Linked DNA regions of Homo sapiens: region 2 is linked to region 1. Evidence: read pairs that join two places in POLR2A ChIA-PET (ENCODE). Cell type or tissue: GM12878. All regions are shown on one strand.

The links. ChIA-PET counts read pairs that join two places held together with the same protein. Peaks named below come from ENCODE experiments on the same cell type or tissue, not always from the same donor. Only the 100,000 strongest peaks of a DNase experiment are listed, where the experiment ranks them.
Region 2: POLR2A ChIA-PET joins it to region 1 with 10 read pairs; 9 of 35 experiments call an interaction of 5 or more read pairs at or near these places.

What each region holds. Positions count from the first base shown.
Region 1 is chr10:13,762,613-13,770,612 of GRCh38, reverse strand. FRMD4A (FERM domain containing 4A) reads left to right here. Exons shown (of 25, transcript NM_018027.5): 7 at 7,933-7,989. Among named protein-coding and RNA genes, the nearest start is that of PRPF18, 180 kb to the right of the region's middle. In GM12878, no CTCF peak of the experiment used is centred here; DNase peaks (open chromatin) are centred at 488 and 4,681.
Region 2 is chr10:13,709,125-13,717,124 of GRCh38, reverse strand. The region is part of intron 12 of FRMD4A (FERM domain containing 4A); the gene reads left to right. LOC105376426 (a long non-coding RNA gene) reads right to left here and starts at 6,637. Exons shown (of 4, transcript XR_001747371.2): 1 at 6,471-6,637; 2 at 5,111-5,203. RefSeq lists enhancers at 3,690-4,554, 4,555-5,421. In GM12878, no CTCF peak of the experiment used is centred here; DNase peaks (open chromatin) are centred at 3,654 and 3,784; H3K4me3 peaks cover 1,286 bases; H3K27ac peaks cover 3,223 bases.

The DNA of each region.
Region 1 (8,000 bases):
AATTAGCTAAGCACGGTGGTGTGTGCCTGTGGTCCCAGCTACCCAGGAGGCTGAGGCAGGAGGATCACTTGAGCTCAGGAGTTCAAGGCTGCAGTGAACTATGATGGTGCCACTGCACTCCATCCTGGGCAACAGAGCAAGACCCTGTCTCAACAAAAATAAATAAATAAAAGTAAAAATTATTTAAAATATAAGTTAATAAAAGAACGATTCCTTGAGATCCTGACATGGGCTGTCTGCGGTGGGGTGGACAGCATGAGAAATCCCAACGCGGCAGAGTTAGGGTTGCGGCTGAGCATGAGTGGCATTCACCTCGTGGATCATTAGACAAACATGAAGTGACTTGATGCTGAAAAACTGGCAGAGGACTAAGAATGAGGAATTGTGCGAGATCGCATCAGTCTCATCCTGCACCACAGCCCCTGTTTGCCCCGGGGGCAAATTTGCGTAATTATGATGAGTTGTGCAATGAGGCATAGAGCCACAAGAAGAGAGCAAGTTGGGCTAAATATGGGCATTGTGTCCCACTTTAATGATATACGGTGTATTAGTCAGAGGGACAGAACCGATAGGATATATATAGATATACAGAAAGAGACTTCTTATGAGGAGTTGGCTCACAAGATCATGGGGGCTGAGAGATCCCACAGTCTGCTGTCTGCAAGCTGGAGACCCAGGAAAGCCAGTGGTGTCAGTCCACTGGCTGAGTCCAAAGACCTGAGAACCAGGGAGCCAGTGGTATAAGTCCCAGTCCAAGGACAAGAGAAGATGAAATGTGATGTCCCAGCTCAAAAAGCAAGGGACAAAAAGAAAGAAAGAAAAATGAAAAAAGGGGCAAGCTCCTCCACCCTCCATCTTTTGTTCTATTCAAGCCTTCCAGGATTGTGTGATGTCCACCCACACTGGGGAGGGTGGTCTATTGAGTCCACTGATTCAAATGCTGATCTCATCCAGAAACACCCTCGTAGACACATCCAGAAACTGTTTAATCTGGGCAACTCGGGGCCGGACACAGTGGCTCATGCCTGTAATCCCAGCACTTTGGGAGGCCGAGGTGGGTGGATCACTTGAGCCCAGGAGTTCTAGACCACCCGGGGCAACATGGTGAAACCTCGTCTCTATTAAAAATACAAAAAGCTAGCTGGTTGTGGTGATGGGCACCTGTAATCCCAGCTACTCAGGAAACTGAGGCACAAGAATCGCTCGAACCCAGGAGGCAGAGGTTGCAGTCAGCCGAGATGGTGTCACTGCACTCCAGCCTGGGTGACAGAGCAAGACCCTGTCTCAAAAATAAATAATCTGGGTAACCCTTGGCCTGTCAAGTTGACACATAAAATACACCACAGACACGGTGACCAGTACACACACATACGCACACACACACACACACACACACACACACAACCCATCTCTTTTAAAACAAAATCTTCCATCTCTACTAAAAAATGCAAAAAATTAGCCAGGCGTGGTGGTGGGTGCCTGTCGTCCCAGCTACTTGGGAGGCTGAGGCAGGAGAATGGCCTGAACCCAGGAGGCAGAGCTTGCAGTGAGCCGAAATCGCGCCACTACACTCCAGCCTGGGCGACAAGGCAAGACTCCCGTCTCAAAAAAAAAAAAAAAAAAAAAATCTAGTAAAGTTTCCTATAAATGCTAAGACATACTAAAGAACAAAGGCAAAACTGTGGAGTTCAGATTATCTATAGATACTCATCAGCAGAAATAAATAATATAGATCTAATACTTGTAGTGTGTTTTATATTTCCAAGTCACTTCATTTATGCCTCACCAAACCCAGTAAAATAATTGGAAAGGAAATTGTTATCCCCATTTTACTGATAAGGAAAATCAAACTCAAGGTCAGGTGGTTCAGTCCATGTCCTCAAGGCATTGGGGGGTTAAGACCAGAATATGGGACTTTCAGGGGACAGTAGAAATAATCTTAAGGAGAATGGCATGCCACTATTATCTTTAGATGTTTTGTGGGTAAGAATAAACGTGGTGATAACTGGTGAGAATTCGTTAGGAAAACGCTTGGTGGCTTTCCTAACCCTACAAGTGGTTCCGAGTGGACTTTGCAAAGACTGTCCTTGTCAAAATCTTCTCGACCTACTATATGGTTGTCAATTACATTTTCTCACGGAATTATCTCATTTGTCTTACATGAGAGTTGGAATTCCTGCAGTTCCGGACCATGGTGGGCTGCTTGTCATTAAGATTCTTGGTTAAATGTAAAGACCACCACCAAGTCCCTCTGAGCAAAGAGGCCCTCCGGCTCTCAGGACTCTTGGAGAACATCCGTAACACCTGCCATTTGGGGTTCCCACGGGCCCACTTGTTAGAAACACTTGGAGACCCTCAGATGGAAATCTTTCTGAGAATATTGTTAGGCATGGTGTTGCTGATAAATGACCTCAGGCCTCTTCCTTCGGCAGTTCAGTCACCTGGGATAAAACAACACGGCGTGGGAGGAAGTGGGGCAGCCCTTCCCACCCCTACTCAGAGCACGTTCGCACACACACACACACACACACATACCTGCAGACGGTCACGGTTCGTCTTTCCATACCATTTCTCAAAGATCAAAGGAAGCAGCATGCATTATTCAGTAGTAAGGAAAGCAGATGCCTAAAGTACACACCCAGTGGCCACAGTCACCAAAGGACCTTACACTTCCTCCTGCCAGCATCGCCCTGGGCTTCTCTAGAGTCTCAAAGTAATTATTCCATGCCCACCAGACAGCCCAAGATTCCCAGGCTAGATTCCAGCTCAGACACTGCAGAAACCCCTCCCTCCAATGGCCGCAAGAGCACGGGGGGCTTCACCGCAGAGCTGTGGATTGCATAAGCGCAGAGGAATGTTACACCTCAGCCCCTGCATAAGGCAGATGGAAGCCACCCTCAAGCCTCCGGGAAGTGTCTTCTGCTCCTCCTCCTATGATCCCATTTTGTCCTTAGTTACAGTTATGGGGAAAGCCCAGAATCCCAGGAAAAAAATGGGATTTTTGCACACTCTGTGTGGTCTCCTTCAGTGTAGTTCCTCTGCTTGAGCAGAAACCCATGAAAGATGCCACCTCTGGCCGGGCACGGAGGCTCATGCCTGTAATCCCAGCACTTTGGGAAGCCGAGGTGGGTGGATCACTTGAGGTCAGTAGTTTGAGACCAGCCTGGCCAACATGGTGAAACCCTGCTTCCACTAAAAATAAAAAAATTGGCCAGGCATGGTGACGCACACCTGTAATCCTAGCTATTTGGGAGGTTGTGGCACAAGAATTGCTGGAACCCAGAAGGCGGAGGTTGCTGTGAGCCCAGGTTGCACCACTGCATTCCAGCCTGGGTGACACAGTGAGATCCTGTCTCAAAAAAAATAAATGAAAAGCCACCTCTGGACCACTGGAGAAGTCAGATAAGGAAAAGGGAGAGTCATTTTCTTAATGTCATATGGGAGCACATTTCTGCTAGGAAGACCCCTGAAAACATCTAATAACTCCCCTGTGTGGAACTTGGCTTTCAGGGGTGTTTTGTTTCGTTTCGTTTTGTCTTTTGAGATGGAGTCTCACTCTGTCACCAGGCTGGAGTGCAGTGGCGCTATCTCGGCTCACTGCAACCTCCATCTCCAGGGTTCAAGCGATTCTCCTGCCTCAGCCTCCTGAGTAGCTGGGACTACAGGCGTGCACCACCACGCCCAACTAATTTTTGTGTTTTTAGTAGAGACGGGGTTTCACCATGTTGTCCAGGATGGTATCAATCTCTTGACCTCATGATCTGCCCTCCTCGGTCTCCCAAAGTGCTGGGATTACAAGCTTAAACCACTGTGCCCGGCCAGCTTTCAGGTTTTGAAGTACCATGGGAAATTTTCAGAGTAAGCCGGAAGTCTAGAGCTCTGCTCCATCGTGGTAGAATCTTAAGGATAAAGCCACCTGGAAGGATGAGGTGTATAAGGGGGAAACAGTATCATGAACAAGTGACATTGGGGAATTGGGCAAAGACTCTCAGGATGTCTTCCCACCACCCTAGATTGGTTCTTATCCACACCGTTTTGGTCTTTGTGTTGAGTCCTATGAGAACATCCAATGAAATGATCCTTAAATTCAATGCATGTTAAATAGGCGAGGTCAGAAATAATAATGCAGCTCTTTCCATCAGATTTTGTAAGCATGTGCAATGCCTGGGGCGCTTGAATCTTTAATCATTTTCCCTCCCACTGGCCACATTTCACCTCCTCCTGTTTTTGATATCTTCACTGGGAGATAGATAGTCAAGGTCAGGCTTTTCACCCGAAAAGTCACCACAGTTAAAGGTGCCAGTTCTCACTTAACCCGAGAACAACTATGGTGAGAGAGAAGTTGAATCAATCAGGTTAGATATTTGATGGTGCTTTCCTGTGGATATTTTTGGTAGCTTTCCTGTGGATATCAGTTATGTTACAGTTAATGTTCACCAATGATACTCTCCTGGGACCACATAATGGGCTGTGTAAAATAGAATAAAAGACCTTCCTTCGTGTTACCCGCCTCCGCGCAGGTAGAGACATCTTCGTTTAGCGGATGAATCAAATAGCAAACTAAAAGCTATGTTCACACTTAAAAGTGTTATTTTCTGATGGTTGGTTTTGAGTTGCGCATCAGATAAGCCTCTCAGCAGATGTTAAATATTAGCCCGCAGTCGACCATTGGCTGTAACATAAGGTGTAAATGTTTGACAGAAAAGCACACATACAACAGCACGCTAACAAGTGCACCCCAAGGCATTCAGGTGGGAATGGAAACGCACAGAGTGAGAGTAGAAACCATCTATTGTGGAAATCCTGGACAGTGTTTCTGTGAAGCCATCTGTACACTGTTAAATGATTTACATTCTGATGGGACCTGCTAATCCCGGAACTGCAATTCCAAACATTCTTCCGCATCCCAGCACCGACAGCCTCTATCAATTCCAACCGCCGTAAAGCTCTTTCAGCTGGTTAAACGTAAGGAATTATTGTCCCCAATTCTTCCGTAGGCTCTCATGAGTTCTTTTAACCCGTACTTCTAAGGTGGTTCCAGGGCAAATATTAGTATCCAACTGTGAAATTCCCAGGCCCAAAGGAGCCTGAAAGATATCTCTCCTTCAAAAGATCCAGGTGTGCTTGAATGCATTGTTTTAAATTGCAGGAGCCAATTCTGGACCTCTCAAAAAATAATTACAAAATCCATGAATCGGCCGGGCATGGTGGCTCATGCCTGTAATTCCAGTACTTTGGGAGGCCGAGGTGGGTGGATCACCTGAGGTCAGAAGTTCGAGACCAGCCTGGCCAACATGGTGAAATCCCATCTCTACTAAAAATGCAAAAAAATTAGCCAGGCGTGGTGGTGGGCGCCTGTAATCTCAGCTACTTGGGAGGCTGAGGCAGGAGAATTGCTGGAACCCGGGAGACAGAAGTTGCAGTGAGCCGAGATCGCACCATTGCACTCCAGCCTGGACGACAACAGTGAGACTCCGTCTCAAAAAAAAAAAAAAAAACAAAAAAAAAAAATCAATCCTTGAATCAGAGTCTGGCTTGTAATGCAAGTGAATAGAAACTCTTGCTAAGCAAATTGGATTATAGATATTGTTCTTAGAATACATTGGCTGAAACTGATTCTCTATTGATTTGGGTGGAAATGTAAGTCCTAAGGGAGGTCACACACTGGACAAGTAGTAGGGGGTCTGTTCCCGGCCCCTTAAGTGCCATTAAGGCCCTGTGGTTTTGCAAAGTCCCTTGATGTTTTTGGGTTCCATTCTCAGTAAAAGCACAGGGTCAGGCTGGCTGGTCTCTAAATCTCTTTTACCTCTAGCTCTCTGTCATCCAGTCAGCCACTATGGGATCTTGTGATACTAGGGAAAGAAAAATAAAATGGATATTTGTGCTTAAGCTTGACACCAGACATAGGATATCAATTAAATTGTGTATTATTCTGGCATGCTGATGGACTCCAGGCTTCTCTTTGTCTTTAACATGTGAGCTATGTATAATGAGAGAGTGTTGTGCACTTAGAAGACTTAGAAGTTTATTAAGAAGGTAGGTCATGTCCTCATGGTTAGTGAGTTTGTTGTTGTTAGGTTTTGTTTGTTTGTTTGTTTGTTTGTTTATTTGAGGCAGGGTCTCTCTGTCACCAGGCTGGAGTGTAGTGGCATGATTACAGCTCACTGTAGCCTCAACCTCCGCAGGCTCAGGGGACCCTCCCACCTCAGCCTCCCAAGTAGCTGGGACTACAGGCATACACCACCACTCCAGGCTAATTTTTGTATTTTTAATAGAGATGGGGTTTCGCCACGTTGACCAGGCTGGTCTTGAACTCCTGGGCTCAAGTGATCCATCCGCCTCTGCCTCCCAAAGTGTGTGAGCCATCATGCCCAGCTAGGTGTTTTTACCATACACACACACACACACACACACACACACACACACACGGAAATCTTTGGATGTGATCGATATGTTTATTACCTTGGTTGTGGTAATGGTATCATGGGTGTATGCATCTGTCCAAACTCATCAAATTGTTTACATTAAACATATGCAGTTTTTGAGGTGTTTTAGTTATACTTCAATAAAGCTGTTTTGGCCGGGTGCAGTGGCTCATGCCTGTAATCATCCCAACACTTTGGGAGGCCAAGGCAGGCAGGTCACCTGAGGCTAGGAGTTCCAGACCAGCCTGGCCAACCTGGTACCCCGTCTGTACTAAATACAAAAAAATTATCCGGTGTGGTGGTGTATGCCTGTAGTCCCAGCTACTCGGGAGGCTGAGACAGGAAAATCACTTGTACCTGGGAGGAGGAGGTTGCAGTGAGCCAAGATCGCACCACTGCACTCCAGCTTGGGTGACACAGCAAGACTCTGTCTCAGAGAAAGAAAAAAGCTGTTAAAAGATATGAACTATATACATTTTGAAATATGTATTTCAAAAATATAAATATAAAGAGAGAGAGAGAAAAGGAATTTTTTCAAAAACCAAGGAGAGGTTTAAGTGCTTTGAAGACCACGTCCCTAGATCACAATTAAGTATTTGGGGGAAGAACTAATAGGCAGAAACATTGTTAAACTTACACTGTGTAACAGTTGCTGACCAATAGAACTTTCTACAGTGGTAGAAACGTTCTGTATCTGAGCTGACGATACGGTAGTCACTAGCGACACTGAACTATTGAGCACATGAAAGAAATGTGGCTAGTACAACCGAGGAACTATATTTTTACATTTTATTTAATTTTAAGGAGTTACAATCCCACTGTAACATTCCTTTCAAAAAACAGCCTTTCAAGAAAGCCTTTCTTTATAGAAAGAAAGTTCTGAAGTTTAGTTTTTAAAGAAAATGCATTTTGTTGTCAAGCATCCCTATTCCAGTGATTAATAACATTAACAAACAGGTTTGTAAAATGCTGGGGCCTAGTCTGCCTCTTAATTTCTCTAAAGATTTAAAGGTGAGGCCCTTGAGATAGTCGGGTAGGCCCAGGTCCCCTAGTCCATCCCAGCTAAGAGCAGTAAAAACGATGTTGGGAGTGTTTAGGACTGAATAATTCAGGGTGTGGTCTCAGAGACTCAAGATGTTCTATGAATATTGGGGATTCTGAGCAATTCCTCAGAAAATAAGGCTTTTTGTTTGTTTGTTTGTTTGTTTTGAGCCAGGGTCTCACTCACCCCATTACCCAGGCTGGAGTGCGGTGGTACTATCACAGCTCGCTACAACCTCAACCTCCCACCTCAGCCTCCAAAACAGCTGCGTCTACAGACGTGCACCACCCTGCCCAGCTAATTTTTAAATTTTCTGTAGAGGCAGCATCTCATTATGTTGCCCAGGCTGGTCTCAAACTCCAGGGCTCAAGTAATCCTCCCGAAGAAGAGCTGTCATTTAAAATAAAAGAAAAAAATGGTGGTTAAATACCAAACTTGTCTTCGTTTGTTGCTTTTTCCTTTCAGGAGCTTATTGACGTTGACAGCGAAGTGGTGTTTGAATTAGCTTCCTATATTTTACAGGTAAGTTGTTT
Region 2 (8,000 bases), 53 kb after region 1:
CACAGAGAGGTTAAGCCACACATCACTGGGTCACAGTGCTCATTGCTAGAAAAACCAAAGCTAGACCCAGATATTCCAAATCACTGGACAGCTTCAGCCATTCAACCCACTGACCCCAGCCAGTCCCTTGGGGCACTCTGAGGAGGGAAGGAATTACATCAGGGGGCAGAGGATAGGAAAGGAAAAACAATTCCAGCTTCTCTTGAAAGTATTTACATTCATCAAAGCTTTATGGTGAAGTCTTTCTGCAAGAAAAGCCAAAATACACACAAGAAAATAATACAGAGAGAGGCCTCTAGGGAGAAAATTACAAGGAAATCAAGTCCAATGGAGAAAAACAAAATGGCCTGCGTCTCAATGGGCTTGTCAAGTACTTGTTAACCTCTTTCTCCCTTTTCCCCTAGTAATGACTCTTAAGCCAAAGGAAGCTAAGAGGTTTTTGATGGGTTAAAAAGAGGCCATCCATTAAGGGGTCAAGGCCCGGTGCTCTGGGTATCTGTCACTGAATGAACCAAATCAATTTAGAGCTCGCGTTGTCTGACAATGAGGAAGACGCAATTGGCCGGAAGAACATCTTGATTCCATTAGGCCTGGCTGCAGAGAAGAATTAGCCATTGTCTCCTGTGCTGGGTGTGTGGCCATCTCTGAAGAAGATAGATGCCTCTTTCAGTGCAAGTGATGGAGGACATCCTCAGACCCATTTAGGAAGCCAGTGATCTGCCGTCATTGTTTGGGTATTTGGGAGGGCCTGATATGTTCCCATTATAGCCCACTCTGTTCTGTGTAAGACTGAGTCATCTTACAATGGGATACTTTTTTCGCAGGGTGAATGTTTTGAGATTAGAAGTCATAACAGGAAAATGGTCAAAACTGACTCTGGTCAAGATTGCAGTGGACGGAGGAATTGGCCAATAAGACTAGGAATAAACAACCCCAAAGAGAATACAGCAAACTCCAGCACAAACGAATGAATGGGGACCCTGGGTCCAACTTCTCCTTGCATTGTAAACAATCCAATTTCACAGAAAACAGTTTTTGCAATGCTCATGACACCATATGAGTTGTCTTTCAAAAAAACATTACACAAACCTGTACTTTGTGCTGATATGTGTTCAAAGTATTCATAACTTTTATGTTTTACTTGAACAATAATATTGGTATGTAATTGACGGAGGGGAATGTGTACAATCATAGCATTTCTTTTTTTTTTTTTTTTTTTGAGGGGGGAGTCTCACTCTGTCACCCAGGCCAGAGGGCAGTGACACGTCTCTGCTCACTGCAACCTCCGCCTCCCGAATTCAAGCAATTCTGCTTCCTCAGCCTCCTGAATAGCTGGGATTACAGATGCATGCCACCACGCCTTGCTAATTTTTGTATCTTTAGTAGAGACTGGGTTTCACCATGTTGGCCAGGCTGGTCTCAAACTCCTGACCTCAGATGATCCACCCATGTCAGCCTCCCAAAGTGCTGGGATTACAGGCAAGAGCCACTGACTGCACCAGTCTCATATTATTTCTTCAGCACTATGTACCAGGCACCATTTTAAGCATTTAACATATATTAATTCATTAGTACAGCAGCCCTATGAGAAAAGTGCTATTATTCCTATTATTTCAAAGATGAAAAAACTAAGGCACAAATTCAATTGCTGAGAATACACAGCCGGTAAGTGGCAGACAGTATGACGTTGAAAACCATGCTTTTAATCCATGCTATTCTATATTGTCTCCCATCGGTAGGAAATGTTTAACTCAAGCTACTTTATTTTTAAATTCCAAAGAATTGCAGCTTGACATTCTCTGGATTTACAATGCTGACCTTCAACCCATGCACAGAATGTAGGAATGCCCACACACCCCCTCGTTTTAGAGAGGACGAAGCTAAGATGGAGAGGGCTCTACAAAGTCAGAGCTAGAACTGAGGGCTCCTGACCTCCCACCCAGGGTTCTTGCTCCTAAAAATGAAAACCAAAACAATCAAGAGTAAACAAGAGTCATGAATACTGATTATTTGAGACAAAAGCATGAGATATATGTGAATGAGGCAGCGCGGCACTTCTAATTTTTTTTTTTAATTTTTTATTTTTGAGACGGAGTCTTCCTCTGTCGCCCAGGCTGGAGTGCAGTGGCATGATCTCCGCTCACTGCAACCTCTGCCTCCTGGGTTCAAGTGATTCTCTTGCCTCAGCCTCCCGAATAGCTGGGACTACAGGCGTGAGCCACCACGCCCAGCTAATTTTTTGTATTTTTAGTAGAGACAGAGGTTCACCATGTTGGCCAGGCTGGTCTTGAACTTCTGACCTCACGATGGGCCCACCTCTGCCTCCCAAAGTGCTGGGATTACAGGCATGAGCCACCATGCCCAGCCTGCAGTGCGGCACTTCTATAGAGTTTGTAAAGCCTGGTACAGAAACCAGAGATGGTTTCCATCTCTGGCTATAGGAATCATGGGTTCCTGTAGCATGAATACAGCTACTTTATGTATGTCTTGTCTTCCCAAGTAGATTGTAAGCTCGCTACAAATATAAACATGTATTAGGCACCATGTGTTTCCTCTTGCCTATGAGAACAGTCCAGTACAAAGTAGAAGACTACTACATGAATGGTTGGAAAGGGAATGGGAATTCAATGCTGCCTGAAACCCAAGGGCCTTGCCTCTGTCTTCTTTTTTTGTAAAAAGTAAAATATATTGAATGCCTAAAAAACTGATAGAAAAAAAAAAACCTCTGACATATGATTTCAACCCACTAAAAACATATACCTGGGCCAGGATGTTGGCTCACACCTATAATCCTAGCACTTTAGGAAGCCAAGGCGAGTGGATCACCTGAGGTCAGGAGTTCGAGACCAGCCTGGCCAACATGATGAAACCCCGTCTCTACTAAAAATACAAAAATTAACTGGGCATGTTGGTGGGAGCCTGTAATCCCAGCTACTTGGGAGGCTGAGACAAGAGAATCACTTGAACCCGGGAGGCAGCAGAGGTTGCAGTGAGCTGAGAACGTGCCACTGCACTCCAGCCTGGAGGATAGAGTGAGACTGTGTCTCAAAAAAAAAGTATATTTTATATATATATATATATATATATATATATATATGTATATTTTATATATGTATATTATATATGTATATTATATATGTATATTACATATATGTATATATTATATATGTGTGTGTATTACATATATGTATATATTATATATGTATATATATTACATATATGTATATATTATATATGTATATATATTACATATATGTATATATATTATATATATGTGTATATATATTACATATATGTATATATATTATATATATGTGTATATATATTACATATATGTATATATATTATATATATGTGTATATATACCTACTTCTGTTGCCCCTTAGAACCGGCTGTGCTCCAATAGCAAAACCTTACCAGGGCACATGGGATCCAGTCCTCTGAGAGCACAGGTTTGGAGCTTTCTGGGTGCTCTCACATTTTAAATTCCATCTGATTCGGGTTCAGTGACTCCTTTCTTTTGCCCTGCAGCCCTCTAGATGTGAAACAACTCATTTGTATTTGCTGAAAATGTAAATCCGTCTAAAGATTTGCAAGTGCCAGTCTGCTCTAGAAAGTAAAAAGGGCAGAAATGAAATAAGGAAGTGAGTTTTTCAGTTTGTATGTTTTCTTCTGAGCTTGGAGATTATTCCTGTCCATGAGTCTAATTCTTCTTATATAGAGACTCAGAACAAGAAGCTTGAAACAACTTTGTTCTCGTTCATTGTCAGAGCTTCATGGTGTGTTAGAAAGAGCCCAGGACCAGAAGTCACAAGATGTGGGTCCCATCATCAATTACTTATTTAACCTCTGCCAATCCCTTAACCTCTCTCTACTGGGGTTACTTTATCTGTGCAAGGAGGAGGTGGACCAGATGGCTGCTGTGATTCTGTGTAATAGCCCCCCTGGATGAAACAGGAAGTTACTCATAGGGAGATCATTAAGAAGCTTGGTGACTCAGCCTCAGGGGCAGCGGGGGAAGACGAGGTTCTCCAAAGTCCTAGTCAAGCATCAGAGCCACTAGACTGAGCTTCCTCTCAAGCGTCTATTTCCACATCGTCCTGGGAGCTTGCCCACCACTCCACATGCAGTCCCAGCTCTCCATAAATGCTGGCTGGGGAGGAAGTCCAGTGGAGCCAAAGCCCCTTCCTCTGCCCCAGCCTTCAGCTAAATACAGGATGTGGGAATCCAGCAGGCCATCTAATAGAAACCAGTAACTGGTCCCTGCTCATTAAGTACTTAGAGTGGACCCTGTTGCATTCAGGTCTCAAAGGCAGTATTTATTACCCACTTTTGTTTGCACTCCGTGGATAAGTGTTTCCCACCTCCTGTTTTCATACATGAAGATACTGAGGCCCAGAACAGGGAAGTGGAGGACCTGTGATCGCATTGGGAGTCACGGCAAGTCTAGGTCAGAAACTAAGAATCCACATCCAGTATCAGCCAGTCCCAACAACAGGGACAGACATAGTCTCAAGGAAGCCACTACTTGGTGGTTTCCTCTAAGTTTTGTTTCACGCAAGTCCAGATCATCCAGGCTGTTTTTTTTGTTGTTGCTCTTTTTTTTTTTTTGAAATGGAGTCTCACTGTGTTGCCCAGGCTGGAGTGCAGTGGTAAGATCTCGGCTCACTGCAACCTCCGTCTCCTGGGTACAAGCGATTCTCCTGCCTCAGCCTCCGGAGTAGTTAGGATTACAGGCGCGTGCCACTACACCTGGCTAATTTTTAGTAGAGATAGGATTTCACCATGTTGACAAGGCTGGTCTCGAGCTCCTGACCTCAAGTGATCCCCCAACCTTGGCCTCCCAAAGTGTTGGGATTACAAGCGTGAGCTACCATGCCTGGCCCAGGCTGTCCTTCATCACAGTTGTCGTTGTGTTTTAGTCTTTGGAGTATGGAAAGCATTGAGTATTGAAAGCTACTGAGTATTGAAGCATTGCTGTATAGAAAACTAGAGGAAGCCAGGACTCCAAGGATAGAAGGAAAGAATACTTGTTATCATTTACCGTATAAAAGGAAAGCCAGGCCATGGTGCAGGATGAAAAAGATTTGCTTTTTTACTTTCTACTTACAGTCATATTGTAGCTCATTTGTAAAAATCATTCCACTTGTAAAGTTAACCATCCATTAGTCAGTAAGAGCTGTTCCCACTAATTGGTGGACTCCTGGGGAAAGCAACATAGTTAGAGGTTAGAGTAATGGACCAGGTGCCCTTGACTTCTATTTCTGGTTCCTTCACTTACTTGCTGTGTGGCCTTAGGCAGTTTTCCTTAATTTCTCTGGGCCTTGTTTCACCCAAGAAGTAAATTTCCCACTTGATCTTCTTGAGGGATGCCAAAAGATCAAAGGAACGATGTTTGCAGGGCTTTTTAAAGATGCTTAAGTGACGTGCACTAGAAACCCCTTGATTTAATAGGTATGAATTAATACATTCTTTGATTATTGGTAGAACTAAGTATTTTAGCTTTTTAATTAGCTCCTTGGATATAATTGGCCATAGGCGTTACACAAATCCCTAAGGGAACCGGCCCAGTCATCCTGATGATCATTATGGGTGCCTGCTGTGTTTTTATGCGGAGAGGCAGAGTGTGTTGGCAGCTTTACATGGTGGTGGGTTATGACGGCTGCACTGAGCCAGCGCAAGCTCGGGAGGCTCCCCTGAGGTGGCGCAGACCATCGGGGCTGCCCCGAAACCAGCTCAGTCAGAGCCCACCTTACCCTGTTTACAAAGGGGAGGCAAGGTGGAGCATCTCCTGTTTGTTGATTTGATTGTTGTGTTTGCTCTGCCAGCCTCAGAGTGAGGTATTTAACAGGCAGGACTTCTAAGCCTCAAGGGCCCATGGGCAGAAATGCCCCAGACCCCATGAAGAAAATGATGCTTTTCCAGCAAGCTGCACCCCGGCCCTGGGCAAGGGGCAGCTGCTTCCACCCTCCTGGTCCCTACTGCCTTCATATTCCTGCTCCCTAGCTCACCCCCTCCCTCCTAAGTGAAGAGAAGTCAGATCAGGCTACTGTTCTGACATGCACACCTTCTCTTCTGTTCCTGGGACCCTTTTGTTTTTGTGTTTGTTTTAAGAAGGAGCCTTGCTGTGTCGCCCAGGCTGGAGTACAGTGGCATGATCCTGGCTCACTGCAACCTCTGCCTCCCGGGTTCTAGTGATTCTCTTGTCTCAGCCTCCCAAGTAGCTGGGACTACAGGTGCCCACCACTACACCCAGCTAAATTTTGTATTTTTCGCAGAGACGGAGTTTTGCTATGTTGGCCCAGGCTGGTCTCAAGCTCCTGACCTCAAGTGATCTGCCCACCTCAGCCTCCCAAAGTGCTGGGATTCCAGGCATGAGCCACCATACCCAGCCCATTCCTGGGCCCTTCTAATGTCTCAACGCAACAATCTGATCCTGAAAACCACCCATCCCTTCACTTTACTCTTACCCTTCCTTCCCAGGATTGCATTTGCAAAACAAAAATTCATGCTTAAAGCAAGCATCAGGGGGAATCCATTGTTCTGCACCCTGCCACAAAAATGTCTAGTGCATCATCCCGGGGATAGGCCTGGGAGCCGGGACTCCATGGTTCGCAGCCAAGGGCAGAAGCTGGAGGCAGGGCCTTCCCACGGGCAGCTACAGCAGCCACAGACGGGGCCATGCAGCAGAGTCCAGATGGTTTTGTTCGGGCTCTTTGGCAGACGCGCAGTTCTCCACGCTGAACTGCATCAGGGAGCACTTAAAGCAAAGCTTGGTTTGTGTTTTATTTTGCATGGAATGGGGGAGACAGGAGTTGCCAGGGAAACAACCCCTCGGAGCATTCTGCTCTGGGGTTCTTCATCGGGTGGGGAGGGGGGCTTCCCATGAAAGGCACAGGGGTTTTCTCAAGCGTGCTCACACCTGGTTCTGCTTTCTTTCCTTCTCTTGGAGGGCTTGAGGGTTCCACCTCCCAGGCCTGCCCATTAGGCTGGCAGGCACCTTACCCCACAGAGCCTGCCAGCACCAGTACATGCCAGGACCTAAGGCCAGGATCAAGTCCACAATGAGCAGGGCCCAGTGCAAAATGGAAATGCAGGGCCCCTTGATCAAACCCATTAGGTGGGTTCAGTGTACACTGCTCAGGGGATGGGCACACCAAAATCTCATAAATCACCACTAAGGAACTAATTAACCAAATACCGCCTGTTCCCCAAAAACCTATGGAAATTAATTTTTTAAAAAGCGTATAGCAACAAGACAAAAAAAAAGAATAAAGATATAAAGAAAGAAAAAAAAACCTGTTAGGAATTTCAAGATATCAACAGCAGAGCAGGAAATCAAGCCAAGGACCTTCTGAGCAAAGGGCCCTCAGGTCGCACACCCAGAAGGCCGATCCTGTTCAAGACTTCACTTTGCCTGAGCAAGGCGGGTGCAGGATAGCGGCTGAGGGACCGCCGTGGTATGCAGCCAACAGGACCCTTTCATTGAAGTACCATCCACATCCCTTACGTGAGAGGAGGGGAGAGGCACTGGGAGAAAAATTCTCTGTATTTAAGGATTTGCAGCACACACATATTTTTTTTTTTAAATCCAAAACTCAGGGCTTGAGTTAGGAAATCTAAGAAAAGAATGATTCTGGTTGTTCTGGAGTTACTCTCTTTTAATCTGCAAGGATTTGGGAGAAGTAAGAGCATTTGGGATTCATAGTAAGATCTAAGGTCACTTTGTGCCGGTACTGTGCTACGATCTGTGGCTGCTGAGATCTACCTTAGAGGGGTTATTTTTGCCATTTTACAGAGGGGAAAACTGAGGCTAAAGGAAATGCTGTAACTTGTGTCAGGTCCAGCAGCTTAGAGCCTGAGTTGGGTGCGGTGGCTCACGCCTGTAATCCCAAAATTTTGGGAGGCCGAGGCGGGCAGATCACTTGAGCCCAGGAGTTGGAGACCAGCCTGCCCAACATGGCAAAACCCCATCTCTACTAAAAAATACAAAAATTATC